Linked DNA regions of Homo sapiens: region 1 is linked to region 2. Evidence: chromatin loops called from intact Hi-C (ENCODE). Cell type or tissue: dorsolateral prefrontal cortex. All regions are shown on one strand.

The links. Peaks named below come from ENCODE experiments on the same cell type or tissue, not always from the same donor. Only the 100,000 strongest peaks of a DNase experiment are listed, where the experiment ranks them.
Region 1: a loop joins it to region 2, with 3 times the contacts of the local background. A loop is called at or near these places in 4 of 110 quality-filtered maps.

What each region holds. Positions count from the first base shown.
Region 1 is chr5:88,394,606-88,402,605 of GRCh38, reverse strand. All of the region lies in intron 2 of TMEM161B-DT (TMEM161B divergent transcript), which reads right to left. Among named protein-coding and RNA genes, the nearest start is that of LINC02060, 40 kb to the left of the region's middle. RefSeq lists enhancers at 5,015-5,891, 5,158-6,269. In dorsolateral prefrontal cortex, no CTCF peak of the experiment used is centred here; DNase peaks (open chromatin) are centred at 4,845 and 5,751; H3K4me3 peaks cover 5,511 bases; H3K27ac peaks cover 8,000 bases.
Region 2 is chr5:88,482,650-88,490,649 of GRCh38, reverse strand. No RefSeq gene overlaps it. Among named protein-coding and RNA genes, the nearest start is that of LINC02060, 48 kb to the right of the region's middle. In dorsolateral prefrontal cortex, no CTCF peak of the experiment used is centred here; no DNase peak of the experiment used is centred here; H3K4me3 peaks cover 2,690 bases; H3K27ac peaks cover 5,578 bases.

The DNA.
Region 1 (8,000 bases), 88 kb after region 2:
GGGTCTTTAACACAACATAACACCTAAAATAAGAGATTTGGAGAGAATATCCAGGTTCTGACAGTACTTACTGGTGTGATTTTTATGTAAGTCAATTTAACTTAAGAAAATTAATAGTCTTTAGGTATTAATTCTGAGTTGTTTATGATTACTCTGTCACAAAAGTCTATTAATGTTAGTGGGTTTCTCCTCCAATCCTGTGTATTTCATATTAGTATAAAGCCTTTTATTCCTGCTTTCATGAAGAGTATATTATATTGCTTTCACAACAACTCAGTCATAGCTCAAGCTATTTTAACAAATGACAATTTTTCCCTGTAAAAAAAGTTCCAAGATAAAGATTTTACATCACAGAGAAAATGGAGGAAAATTGAGAGAATACTTTATTTCCTTTAGTAGCTTGCTATTGATGATGAAAAACAAGGAAACAAATATAATTGGTAAAACAAACTCCAAAGGAAGTTTCAAGTATCTCAAATAGGGGAATATTCTTAGTTGTAAATAGCTCAATTTTATTTCTAGAACCTAAAATATGTATCACTCTCCCCCCCAACCCCAATCTTGCTTCCAATTTCAATACTTCAGCCTTATCAAGTAAACAAGCTATTGTTAGAATAGAAAACCCAGCTAAGGTTTGAGGGCTGCTGCCACGTCCCTCTCTTCCTAGCACAATTCGGTGCCAATAGCTTTTGGAAAAGGGAAGAAAGAAAGGTCTGCCACTGTGGTGTGTGGAAGTAAAGGGGCAGAGGGGCATCACTTCAATCTCTTGGCTCTGGTTCTTTCTCACTCTCGCATCTCCAGGGAAAAGAGATGCTCTTCATTCACAAAACAAAACAAGAAAATCTCTATAATTATTTTTGGCTCAGCTCCATTGAAATTCATTCTCCTGGAAGCGTCTCTGTTTTAGATTAAAACAATGCTTAGAATATTCATTCTCTGCTCCCCTTTTCTTTCTTTCTCTCTCACTACCCCTGCATGCCACCCACCCCCAACCCACCCACCCACCACCATTTTCCTCTTGCTTTCTCTGTTTCTCAGTCTTGGTTTCTTTTGCCCTCTGCCCCTGCCTTTGGTTATATTTTTTCTTAATAGTACCAAAGTTAGGCCTCAGAGATTGCTAACACCAATGCCTACAAGTGCCTACTCAAGGTCTCCATGTTTAATGTCATTTGTTCAATCTCCTCCCCTCTTCCAGACAGTGAATTTCCCCAATCCTGTGTCACTGGTCATATTTTATGATTGTGGATTTGCTGATATAATGTTTCAAACCAAAAAATAGATCACTTCTTGTCTTACCCTGTTCAGTAAAATTGGGAATACAATTTACTTTATCTTTCCTACAGACCTCTCTTCAATATCCAGTCCTCAAAAGATGAATAAAATCTTCGTTGTCCATAGTAGATGGTAGTTATTAAATTTCAGCAGCAAAGCATAGAAAATTATTATTTTAAAAATCTAAATTCCACCATTTAGTCAGACAAAATTTAATGCATGAAACAAGGATGTAACTGTACAAATTTTTTCTTATCACTTTTAACCTTGATTTTTTTTCTTTATGGTAAAACTTTTGCCTCTTCTCCTTACTAAGGGATAACAATTTCAGCAAATGGAAAGTAGAATTCCTTTTCCAAACAAAGTTTGTGTGTACATATTAACAAAACTTATTTGTGCTATGAAATGTGGGATCCAGTTTCCTGAAACAGTGGATTCATTTTGGATCCTACTACAAGACAATAATTTTATTTATAATGACTTACATCCTGTGGAATTCCAATTTCTCATACCTTTCAATTTTTGGTGACTGTAGACAAAGTTGCTGATAAACTTTTACAGAAAGAGGCGGATCTTATACCTACATTCATTAACATTAATGCATTATTCTATTTCTCACTTTCTAATTGGAATAATGAATTTGAGTTCGTTTCAAATTCTTGGTTGTGAGCAAAGGCATCCAACCTTAGTACCCATCACCCGTGGAGTGCGCTTCCTATTTAGGGGTGCATTTCTGCCCCTTTGAACAACGAATGTTTTATGTGGATACTGTATTCATATATAAGTAAGCTCTACCCTTCCTGCACCATCTTGACAAACAAAACAAAATCCTGACAGTTGCCCAGATCTGAGATGTCTCTAGGATTTCCTATATGCTCAACAACACAAAAGCAATTGTGTAAGTGTGTATTTAAAAGAGTTTGAAAATCCATTTCTAAGACTTCACAAGAACTGATTACTGAACTCCATTTGGTTTACCAAATAAAGATGAGAAAGAAAAAAAAAAGAAAACCACAAACACTGCCATTAATTACACTGTAAACATTAAATAAATATTCTTTCTTTCTATCCTTTGCCCTTTTCAAAAGGAAAGGTGGTAATTTACATGTACTGTGCTTCTTTCTTCTCATTGTTTTAATTCCTTTCTTTCTGGCTTCTTTTTACTTGTATAGAAAAGAGGTGGACATGTTTGAGAAGATAGAAATGTTTACCTAGTATATTTGTACATTTTTTTTCATATAAAGAAAGAGCCTAGGCACCTTCTACTTTGTCTTATGACCTTTGTTAAGCCACTAATCTGGAAGCTGCATTTTAATTACAAAATATTATAAAGGGAATATAGTAGGAATACACAACCTTTGATTCCTAGCCAAATGAGAGGAAGTTTAATAGCAGTGTATGGTTGCAGGAATGGTTATGCTTGGGATCCATATGCATGTTCAACTCACACATTCAGGCAGTGCAATAAAGCAGGGAAAAAACAGCTGATACACAAAAGGGACCGTCTAGACAGTACCCCATCAGTCTGGCTAAATTTGGTGCTGGCATTCCCAATGGGATTGTAATATAATTGTTCTGGTGTCTGCGTTCATTCTCCCTGTCAAACACCATTCCAAATATACATCCTTCTCCCCCCAACCCTTCTTGTTCCACAAATATGAAGCCCAAACTGTGCCATGTTGGAGAGGGTGTTAGATGGCTCAAGCCAAAGAAAATGTTATAATTTAGCAAAATCACATTGTTTAATTCCTTGGGAAAAAAAAACCCTGTTACATCTTAGCTTCAAATAGAATTAGTTTCAGTCAAATTTTAATAATTTAAATTAAGAACATGGAAAAGATTTCAATGCAAATACAAATAACCTGAAAATATTGAGCACCTTAGATGAAAGCAAATAGGCCTTTTTACTCTTTTATATTTATTAGCCTCTGTCAGAAAATTTAACAGAAATCAGAAATGTGAAAGTGTAATGATCGACATGGATCATAAATTCTAATGAGGAAAAAACCTAATGAAAAAAATGTTAAGCAAAAGCATTGAAAAAATGCAAATTGTGTATTTTTTCTTTCTTGGGCTTAAAGCCATAATTTTTTTACTCTAAGCACCTTCTGAAAGTTGAATTTGTGATATTTATATATGAACAACTTCATATTTTTGGCTTTTAATAAAAGAAACCAGCCATATTTACCCATCAATTTATAATAACAATTAATGTTTTTAAAATATTTTGGTTTAAAACACTGAGAAAATGAAAATCACTACTTACAATATACAATAAACCAAAAAGCACATCATTAACATGAATAATACACAGATTATTGGCAAAAACATTTATAATCTAAAAACTTCCACAACGTTGAAATTAAAACTGTCAGATTCCTTTTTTTTTTTTTAAAGGAAAATGCAGTCTTTAGGATTACCATATAATATAACCACCAGATACATTTATTTTATTTTCTGTTTTAACATGTCACCTCTGGGCATTGTTTAGATATTAAAATTGGGCAGTAAACCTATTTCTTAATCTTTTTTTAATTCCAAAAAAAATTATTTTGGGAAAGAAGCTAGGCTGTTTGTTTTGTCTTGTTTTATTAAGTGTAAATCTATGTTTGTACTTCTGATTTTGGAGGTTTAATAATCCTTTCCTTGATGCTGTAAATAGAAATTGGTCTCCCACCTCCCAGCAGTTTTCAGATTCTAGATTAGGAACCCAAGTGAGTGAAGAAATCTCCCAACCCCCATCAGGGACTACTCTAACTAGAGAAAAATCAAAGAAAATACTTCAGGCACTACATCCTGCCTTTATCCAACTTCAGGAGGCTGAGAGACAGACACACTAACCAAAACGGGGCACAAGCGAGAAATGGCTGTTCCAGAAAGAAGCAACACACAGAGCCTCAACTCGCACAAAGACAGAGCACCAATTACACAGAAAACCACCACCAAAGGAACCCAGAAACACTCAGACATGCTTTAGAGATGCCTTAAAATGCTCACGTGGAAAAGAAAGAGAAAATAAGTTTAAGAGATTGTATCCTTTTATTTTTAATTTTTAAAAATGTAATTAGTGACTTCATACTTTTTCCTTCTTTGTATAAAATTGCTATTCTGATGTGCACATGGGTACTAGAAACAGTCATTAAAAAGATAATAATATTTGAGCATAGTGCCTGCCTGAAGCTGGGTATTTTGCCTGTGATTGTTTTTTTTTTATTCGGTTTTATTTTACTTTTTTAGAATACACACATGGTATAAAGTGAAAGAAAGGCATACTGTAGGCCTCTGTGAGATGAAACAGCGTAGCAAAATCTGAATTTTATACTTAGTTTTCAAACTATTGAATAATATCCTAGGAGACCTCTTAGGTCTTAACTGGATTAAAATGAATATATTTGTGCTCCGGCTCTTTTCAGCTAACTAATGTGCATGTGAATTGATAGTGTGCGAGGGAGCAGGCGAGAGCAAGTGTATATGACACCGGGAGTTGATGCAGGGGCCAGGCCGAGTGTGACTCTGTGAAGGAGCGTGCAGGACGGTGTGGGCTGCCTGGACAGAGTGAGAAATGAAAATTAACAGGCCTTGGGGTCTGGTGCGTTTTGTCCAGAAACACAAGAGAAGCTTAGTTGGGATGAGGGGGGAGGGGCAGGGTGTTGGTGAAGGGAGGGTGGAGAAGGAGGTGTGGCGTGTGTGTGTGTGTGTGTGTGTGTGTGTGTGTGTGTGACTCTGAGGTTTCAGTTATGGCTGAGCCTTGGGTTTTTGTTTTGGCGGTTCCCAGCATAAATAGGCTGAAGTTTCAGGTTCAGGGTGGAGTGCATGCCAGGGGATGGGATCGTCGTTCTGAGTTTCTCTTTCTGGCCCTTCTCTATGGTTGCTGCTCAGAACATTGCTGCTGTGAAGGAGTAGGGGGAGAAGCAAGGGATGGGGGTCTGTCTGCAGCTGCCCCTCTCACACTTGAATAAAAGAACTTTTTTTTTCAGGGGTAGGGAAGCTGTGAATACCTTTCCCAATAAGAGATGAGGCATATTGAAAACTATATTAAATTACCCTGATTAACAATTTAGCCACGAACAGGGGAGCTTTGGGAGATCTCTATAGGCAGGACTGGGGGCTATTCATGCCAGCAGCTAAGAGGTCGAAAGGTTTCTGAAGTTCACAGGCTCAGAGCCTTTGTTATGCTAACAGACAATCTCAAATCAGCTGCCTAGTGGAGTGTGAAATATAAATGATTCCTTGAGAACTTCCAATAAGTTGTCACTCTTGCTCTCCAAATACCAGGACAGGCTGCTAATTTCTAGCGGGCCCTTTTGCAACATTGCTAGCCCTAAATGAATGCCTTTGTAGTTCAAATAATCTTTTCAAGGGAGCTGTCCTATCATCATAGCCCAAATGCATCTTGGTTTTGACTATTAAATGAAAATCAGGGCTCAACTGTGCTTGACTTTTCCAAGCGCCCGATGTTTGGGAAGGATGGTGGCAGCTCTCATGCACAACAAGTTAGCACCCACCGCAGGAGGGCCAGGGCATTAATAACAGCCCACAGCCCCGAGCTACCCCAACTCTCACCCCCACTCCCTACTGGGAACAAAGCTCCTGGAGAGATTTACGTGACTTCCCTTGGGCTGGACTACCTTCCTCTTTCAACCACACCAACATTTCTTTAATTTATGGACCCTCTATCCAAGAGGATAGCCAGCTGACCTGCTAGCATCTGACTGGTCACTTCGAAGCATCAACTTTGGGGATGGATCTATTCATTCTTCAAGGCAGACAAGGCCAAGGGGAAGAGGGCAAGGTGTGTGTCCAGGCCATGCCCCTAGTATCAGATGCCTGTGGATATTATTTTATCATTTTCCCATAAGAAGGATGTGAACATGGCTTATGATCTTGAGTGTGACCTTTGAGCAGGTCCCGATGGATAGAAAACCAGTCCTGGCTCTCGGAGTCTAAATTGCAAAGCTTTTAAAATAAGGAAAAGCACCCCCATTCTAAACCTCAAACAAGCTGAGGGGAGTGAGAATGAGAATCTATCAGGGAGAGTGTGCTCAAACATTCTTATAGAAAGGACAATGCAATTTATACAAATAAAGAAAACACACAGACAAGAGGACAGAAATCAAAGGAAATTAGAAATCCATCTGCATCAGCCTTCACAAAGGAAAGGATAAAACCTTACAGCTTGGGTCCTGAAAATTTTGATATTTATGACTCCATGACCTCCACTTCCTTGCTGAAATATAAAAAGGTCCATGATATCACAGAAGACTCAGCTTTTTCCAAACAGAGCAGGTTTGATTTTTGAGGCCAGGAATGGGAAGAAATCAAATGGACTACATTTCTTAGTATATAATTAGGGTAAGTTTACATTCATATAAACAATATTTTAAAATACTTCGTTAAGTAACTTTATGAAGCTGGATGATACAGCCATACAGAAAACCCGAGGGCCTTGATTTCCTATCATCTTATTGTTCTTCTAATTAAAATGATTTTAAATAATTACATCAAAAATATTCTGGGGGAGTTAGTTTCTACTGGTATAGAAACTGGTTTAAGTAAACACTTCTTTGTACTCTAGGTATACTAAAACTTATGACTATTAAAACATGAATTAGATATAAGTAAGAATGGTGGCATAACTTTCATCAGTTTTGAAATCATCTAGCTTACATTTTAAAATCTTTTTAAAAAAGCCGGGGTACACAGTACAATTGTAAAGGACTCTGGGATTCAATTCAGAGATTTTGGTCCTTAGATAGGAGCCAGTGTTTAAGAACCAGGTCATCTTTGTCTTTCAAATTCTTATTTGTTTCACTCAGTAAAAGAATCTGCAAATAATATTGCTTAGGAAAATTCGTTCAGATTACTGACATTACAGGAGTAAAAGTTTATGGTTTCTTCTGCCAAATGTCAAAATTAGACAATAATGTATTATTGATCCACTCACACCCTTCTCAGAGGGACTTAGCATCCTTGTTATCCTTATTTTATAGATAGTAAAGTGACTGGCTTTGGATGCACTTCTAATTATACAAAACAGAAGGCAACATTGATAGCTAAAAGTTCGGCGTATGAGAGACAATGTGCCTAAATTTAACTTTTCATCTCTTTTCCATTTTTAAAAATTTAATTAATATTAAATGGTAGAGTATCAACACGTTATTGACACATCCTGGACATTCAAAAGACAAATACATTCCCTGTGCTTTCCAAATACTTATTTTACCACTTCGAAGTGTCCTCTCTCTTTCCGTCTTTAACACATCAAAACAGGGAAGAAAGCGCTTTTGTGTTATAACTACAGAGAAAACATTTGAGAATGTGTCAATGCACTGAATACCAGCACCAGTTTGGGGGTTGGTTTGTTTTTTCCCCCTGCCGTGGTATTTCTTTTCCCTCTGCTTTTGCAGTCTTTAAACTCTGACCACTTTGAGAAAAGCAATGGTTGAAATGAAAAGTTAGAACAAATTGCATCAAACCTGTGTGTTGCCAGAATATGAGCATGATGAAAGCAGGGTTGGGACATTATGGAGCCATAGCTGCTCTCCACACACAGAAAATTAAAATAAAATAAAACGTAAAAGCTGTTTCTGTTTCTCTCTCTCTCTTTCTTAAATACCTATGACCTAAGAGAAAGGGAATTCCTGTTTAAAAAAAAGTTTCCAGGGTTGCCATTTCTCCATAGTGGGGGTGTCTGAATGCGCGTGTTTATGTGCGTGCATGTGAGTGTG
Region 2 (8,000 bases):
AGTTGCTAGTATTATTGTTATTCCAATACCAGTATTATAATAAACATTTGCATATCTAAAACCTAATATATTTCCATTGTTCAGGCATTAGTCAAAATAGGATTTCTTACCAACACTCACACAAATATGCACACCAAGTAGCAACTAATACAAGTTTTAGGAACTCAGTAGGGATTTATTTTCTTAATAAAAATAATAAATCGTTGCCAATATTCTTCCTTTTTACATACATACTGAATTTTTTCCTTTTTGAAGACTTTAAAATATGTCATTGAAACAGAATCTCTAGTTATTTAAAGTTTATATATAACAAAAAATACAGTCTAGAATTATACTAAGCATAAAATATAATACAAGCACTCAAGTTATGAGATATACATTAAAGGGGTATATATGCATGTACACAAGATGTGTAGCTACATATATATAGATAGGTAGATGGTTATAGACATATATGCATGCATATGTATACATATATACCTATACGTGTATATATTTACCTATCTATATATCTAGCTTCATATCTTTTTCTACATATCTATATGTACATATACATGTATATTTGTCTATATAATTGTAACTATAACTATATATGTACAAACACATTATGTTTAATTTATCAGCACTGAATTTAATCCTCCAGCCTTTCCAATGTTTAGGCAGCAACACATTTTAAAGATTAGTTAATTATGATTTTCTTAATATGAAAATGGAAAATTCTGCTAAAGTTTAAATTTAGAAAGAGTTACATCTAGAGTCTTCATTATGGTAAAATGCTAATTGCAAAATAACAACTAAATATTCTATTCTGTCATGTTTCACATTGCCTTAAGAGTGTGTGTGCCAAGTGTGGTATAAGCTGGTATAAGTTTGTATATGCTGATAAAGAAGTGCCATTCATTAGTCGGTAGCTTGTCCATTTGCTAATGTAAAGCATTTGTTCAGTTGCAAATCTCTCTTTCCTGAAGGCAAAGGACATGCTAGTGGCCTGGCAAGGTGGAATTCCTGCAGCAGCAGCAGCAGCAGCAGCAGCGGCAGCAGAGCCCAGCGTCAGAGAGACCCTCTTTGTAGATAAGGCCCCGCCCTTTCTTCCTTTAGACAATCTTTGAACCTCATCCAAAAATGAGAACAATTGAAAAATGTTGTCCTAAATAATTATTTTTAATGACAATATTTGTAAAATGTCTTCAATCTAAAGATGATTTATAAAGTGTATGTATCTACATTCTGTGTCCTCATCAAGCGTTCTCACTCGCTGTTTGCTCTGGCTCACTATTCATTAGCTGAGTTTCAACAATGAAGAAAGAAGGATTGATTAGTCTGTCACTGTACTTTGGGGCAGCCAGCCCCCCAAAACATTGCTAAACTTAGTTTACAATTAAATCTACAGGATGCTTTTGCAAAAGTACATACTTTATCATTTGAGATTTCTCACATGTGAAAACATGTGAGATCCAGAGCGCAAGACCACTCTAATGATTTAAGTCTTTTATTTTCACTTTAACTTGAAAACCTTTGCAGGAATTTTTGCTAGCCGCATAAAGTTTACAACTTTGCAACACAATTCTACAGACTGTTTTCCCCTCAATCTATAATAATTACTGTTATTTTCTAGCTATTGTAAATTGAGCACAGCATCATTCATTCAGGAAAGCTCTCCTGGCTTGCGTCATTTTAGCCACATTGTTCTCTGTGGCAGGTAAGACTAATCCTGTAGCATTTTAACTTCAAACTTAAAAGAAGAAAGCAGCACAGCCAAGACACAACTGAGTATAGTTCATCTAACTAAAGAGGCCCTGTTGCCTTTACTATAATGCAGTCACGATGCTCTGCCTTATGTTCCTAGGCTTTTCTTCTATTTGAGACAACTTCTACTTTCACACATTAACACCCTATGCCAAAATCCAGCCTGTGACTGCCTCGTCTGAGAGAATTGTGGGCAAAGTTCTAATTATTGCTTAGTTAGGTGCCTGCTCCATTTGACATACATGAGTCACTTTTGTTCTTTTCTTTTTTGTTGTCACAAGGCTCCTATTCCTTTAGATTTCTTTTTTATTTGTAAAGGGGGAAGTCTCTCCAGGCTTTTCCCACAGTGTCCTCCATCCAATAGGTTACAAAGGTACTAACATGCTAAATAGAAATGGTACCCTTGGGAAAAAATCCATTTCTTCTGAGGTTGTCCCTGTTCCGGTGAATGAAGACTTCTTTGAGGTTACAAATATGTTTAGCAACATCTCCATACAACTGATTACAGGTTGCTTCATTCAGACTCCAAGGAGAAAGCCCTCCTATCCTGGATAGGCATGAGGTGATGAATACACTCTTGGAACAAGGAAGCTTTATTTAAAAGACTCTTTGTGCTCTTCTGAGTACCCTAATGAGCTATCCAGGGTGGTGCATCATTGTGGGAGCAATCAGACAAGTCCTGTATCCTCTTTTCATTAATCCTGCTCTCTTTTGTAGCCGTGCTTGTTGTTGACTCACAGTACCCATCATTCCTTTGACTAAATAGTAGAAAAAACATGACTTTCATGTTATGGCCCACATCACCAAAACCATCAGTTTTTATATATGGCGAAGAGCAGCACAGGAACCCGATCTCTTGCCTCTATGCCTACGAGAGGTCTGGATTTTGCTTCTTCAAACATGGTTGCAGAAAATACCAACCTGAAAGCTTGAGGGGAATGCATGTTTGCTAAGTTCACTGTGTTTAATAAACCTCAAACCACTTGGAATCTAAATTGATTCCATTTAGATGCAGGCAGTCAGGCTGCATCTACACAAATGAAGTGAATATGTAGGAGCTTTATCCAGATAACTTGGGGCCCCTGTATATTTGGTGCTTTCAAGATTCAAATAATGCTTCAATTCTTTGTTTCATGTAACATGTAGACTCAGTCTTAATGGTAATGTTTTCTTATCTTAATATTCAGAGACTAAAATTCACACTGCATTTCATTTGTTTGAGACATAATTTATAATTAAACATTCACAATTTCATCATATTTTAGTAATATAGAGCCTGTGGAGAAATAGAATTCAAAATTAAATCGATTTCTAGATAAAGGTGAAATAAGTTCCTTGCTTAAAATATGCGATACTTTAGGTCTAAGGTAAGGTTTTTCCATATGATTTATTTTGATCATTGCCTTGAGTCTCCATTTTCCTTTGTATGTTTAATAATAGCCTAAACTATATATTGACACCATACTCAGAAACACTGTGACCTCTGCGAAAACCCAAGACAACATGAGTATGTAAAATTTATTTTTGTGGTCATTTACACCAAAATATCATGAAACACCTCATGGTTGATTTGATTATAAGAAAAAGAAGTGAGCGTGTCACACTATCCCATTCAGCTGGTAGCCGCAGACAGATGTAGGCAATTCAAAGCAGAGAGTGCATCCTCAGTTCTTGAACATAATTTTACTGGTGGAATTGAGAAACTCAGTGACTGTGTGGCACTTAACCATCCCTTCAAATCTTGCTCACACTGTCTATGGAATACTTTTCCCTTTAAATAACAGGCCGAAAACTTTTGGCACAGAGTATAAATGAATTAGAAAAGTTGTGTATAAGTAACTCAAAAACTCAAAACACTAATAATTCTCATACTTCTTGAAAAAGAAAACTACAATTCTTACCTGAAAATTAGTCAGTCAATGTACATTTCAGGATGTTTCATAATATACACCTAAAACCTGTACCTTTTGAGGCAAGAAGACAAAAGCCTTGTTTCTAATCCTTGTTTCCTCCAGCCCATTCGCAGCCCCTCGGCATTCTGGCACTCTATTGTATTTATTTTTAATTGAAACCTCAGTTATAATTAAACATTTGTGAGTGAAGGTAGAATGCCACTGCTTTAACCCAGATAAGTGTGCCTGGAGTTCATGGGCATGAGTGTATGACGAAAGATCAAATATCATGTGCAGCTGACATGTTCTGAACAGGTCCTGTATATCCATGTATAACTGTCTGTCCACAGTATAAAATTTGAGTTAGTGATTTAAACCTCTGTACTTAGAAAGTTCCCAGAGCAAATGAAAATGGTGTTCGAGGGTAAAGTGATAGAAGCAATATCAAAATAGTCAGTGAAAATAAACTCCCTGTGTGTATTCCTACGATTGTGCCCAAGGTGCTAATTACACTAAGGACAGGAATTAAAAGGGGAAAGACAAAGACCCAGAGCTCTGAGTGAGGCCTAATTGTATTTACACAGATAAAGAGACTAGATGGGGGAAGAAAAGAAACAACGGGCAAAAGTTCTCCATTTAGTCTTTATAATTAGTTAAGAAACATTTAAATTAATAACACATTCTGAGTAATGCAGCATGTGTGGCATATAGCACATTTTAAATTAATTCTTGAAATAGCTACTGGTGTCCTACTTTATTTCAATTTTGATAAATTAGCTTACAGTCACTTTTTGATGGGTGTCCCATAAAGTAAAAATTAGTATTTCATCTGCCATTAACTACTCTTCCTGTAGAAAAAAAAATAACATATATAAAAGGCAGAATTTAAAATAGATATTTGAAGTTGATCCTATTAATTTGTATTTTTAACAATGGCGTTAGAGAGGAAGAAAGGGTAATAAGTTTTATGAGCTTATTTGTGTAGCCTTATAGTAGAAAAATCTCTTGATTGTCCATGTTTAATATAAAACTGGTCACTTGCATTTACTATTCCTCATTGATATGATACAATAATCTTCTCTGGTATTTTGGAGCTCAGAGAAAAGGCCTCAGATTATAAGACTGCTTCAAAATAGCTAGCTTTTGTCCTAGAATTATGTAAAAATTTACAATCTGCTGATTACACTATTAGGGAGCTGCAGCCTCATTGACCTAATGTCATAGTTACCTTTGGAATCCTTAATGTCTTAAGGCATGATCCAGGGTAGTGCTTCTAAAAATTCTCTAGTTTGATTTTGTCTGCATCTGAGTATATGGAAGTGCATGTGTGTATTTGTACTTAATTTTGGGCAATTGGAAAAAAACTTTTCTATGTGATCCTTCAGCCTAGCAACGAATCAAGCTACTTTTCTTCATGTTTACTTAATTATTTTGTATGCTCCCCATCCAAGCAAGCAATTCAAGTATATGTAACAATCAGAGGGGACCAAACATAAACCAAAAAATGGTCATATGTAAAGCTCAGACAAAAGATTTAGGCACAATAAGGTGAATGTAAGAAGTAGCTAGAAGAATCATTAGCTTAATTTCTAGGTATTCTAATTTTTGTCCCTAAAAGTATTGCAACTCAAGAACAGATAAGTGCATCTTGTTAAATTGAGGAGAAATAAATCAGAAATGTTTCTTTTGATTTATAACTGTCATCAGTGCATGCATGTTCATGGGTACATTATTTTAAAAATATTTCTTTAAGGACTGGTTAATTCTCTCTCATACTTCAGTCCCCTCCCCCACCCTCATCTTTGCATTAATTTGTCTACCCTAGCAATAAGTGTATGCTTTAATCATATATATTTAACCTACTCAGGGTTTCTAAAAGGACATATTTATGTCTTAGAAAACCAAAGTGATTTCACTTTGTTCTGACAGAACAACGTACATTTCATTCAAGTGTCTTTTTTTAGGTGATACTCTTAGCAAGGGATTTTATTTACTGAATGACATTTCTGCTAACCTGGAAGGGAAGATATCCATTCTTCAAATACTGTCATTACCAAGCTTTAAAAAGACTTGATTGTACCATGTTAGGGAAACAGTGTCAGATTTTCCATCAAACTTTCTCCCACTGTAATAACTGAGCATAAAAATGAACTTCGAGTGATGAAATGACTACAAAGCAAATTAATGCAATCAAGTCATTAGTAACAACTCTGTCCATATCTGTTAAATATTTTCAAACTATTCTAAAAAAACACACCCAGAAGGCAAACTAACAGTGAATAGAAACAAAATGGTCAGCAGCGTGTGTCGCATGTTATTTGAATGGAAAGTAATTTATCGCGTCTGAAATAAAAGCTGTTTATTCTTGTGTTTCACTGTCTGTAACAATCTTTACCATTTATCTGTGAAAAAGTGAGAAACTGTACCGTTATTAGCATATGAATACTTGACACATCAAATTGGCTGTACAATAACAGAAGGACATTTGCTATTGGTGTATGCACACAGACAAAGCAGCCATTTTGAAAAAAATTGAAATGGTGTGGGTGGTTTAACCCTTTACTTATCTTGTAGGTTTCCCACTCCTGATTTTGACCGGAACAGTTTGGCAGTTAGAATCAGAATATTTTTATAGCAAATAAAAGTAATCACGGGCCATTATGTTCATGATAATTACGTTGATACATTCACTCTACTAGAAAAATAGAAGCGGAATGACAATAAAAGAGTTTGTGTGAGTGTGTGTATGTGTGTGTACATGCATGTGCAGGGTGGGGGAAGGGAGTGGAGGCCGGCAGTGTGTGGAGGGTGCAGCAATGAAACAATGCCTACGTACAGTTTTATTTCATGGCAACAACATACTGGTCCTTGGGTCAGATGTGTGAAACTATTTCTCAAAGAAACCGCATACATAATTGAGGCCCTCCGAAGGGTTCCCAGTTGAAGTTGCCAGGCTACATTCATTTCAAAAGCAGAGCCATTTGTTATCATATTTAAATTAACTCTCTGCACACTGAACTTGAATTTTAGAGTCCTGCTTACTTATAATTCTTAAAATAGTTGAGAAAGGGGAAAACATGTGTCTGGAAAATGGAAATAAGGTAGTCCCCACAAGGGACAGCAGTGGTTCTCATGCAGGCCTGAGGTGAAACAGCCTTTTATAGCTTAAATTTAGAAAGATCTGTTTGGAAACACTAGAAACAAGTCTTTATTTTCTCATGCAATTTTTTGTATAGATCCAGATGCAAGATTGTTGCAAAATCTTGTCATTTGTAATCTGTGTGTCAGCTAGGTTTTTACCCTTATCAATGTACTAACCTCATTCCCTTTCCTGCTCCCCCAGATTATTCTTTGCCGTGAGATTTAGAATAAGATAATTTCTAAAGTTGCACAAAATTTAAACTATTTTAGTTTAATATGTCAGTTCAATCTTGGCTATAATAAAATACACTTTTTTTTCCCTAATCTGTGAAACTTTACGCATTATTTTAAACAAAGTTTATGCAACTCACTAGATAAATGTTTTGATAATTTTGCCAATTGCTGATACATTCATTCAAACAAACAACTCAGTGGAAATCAAAACATGTAAACTGACTTGTGTTGGGACCTTGCTATAACTGCACAGAGGAAAAACTTTCCAAATGAAAATACTGTGCATGTTTTTTTTTACAAGATGCACAGAGACATGATTGCACATTATTTTGTCTGTTAAAAGTGTTTAAAGTTTAAGCTATCTCCATTGTTAGAATGTTCTCCATTACCTGAGTTGGTAAAATTAATCATGGGACAGACTTTCATTCTTGCTAAGTTTGATACATAGAACTAAATAGCCCATTCTGAATAATCCATGTATTTTTTCTTCTCTTTTGAAATACAAGTTTAAAGGTTTTAATCACTATTCCCTCCTCATTATAGGACACTAATTTGTTATGATTAAGAAAACCTGTGTTCATCATTGTAAGGAAAATTTAGCTTTTTAGACTGCAATGCATAGTAAAATTTCATTTGAAGGCAATAAAAAAGAAACAAAAAATAAAACAAAACAAAGCAAAAAAGTACAATGAATATAAAATACCATTAAAAGCTGTAATGTTAAAAGTAATCTTCCAAATACCTACCGAGTCTCTCATATAACATAAAGAACATCTTATTGTTCTCTTTTTAAGTAATTAGTACTTGTGAAGTCCTACTATAGCCATAGAAAGCAGAAACTGGTCATCTTAATGACATCTATTAATAATATAACAATTGATAGGCAACATGAAAGTTGAAAATAAGTTACACAATTTTAAATTCCTTTAAAATTGTTGAACGAACACATACAAAAAGTGTCTATTAGTCTTTCTTTTCTTCTAATAA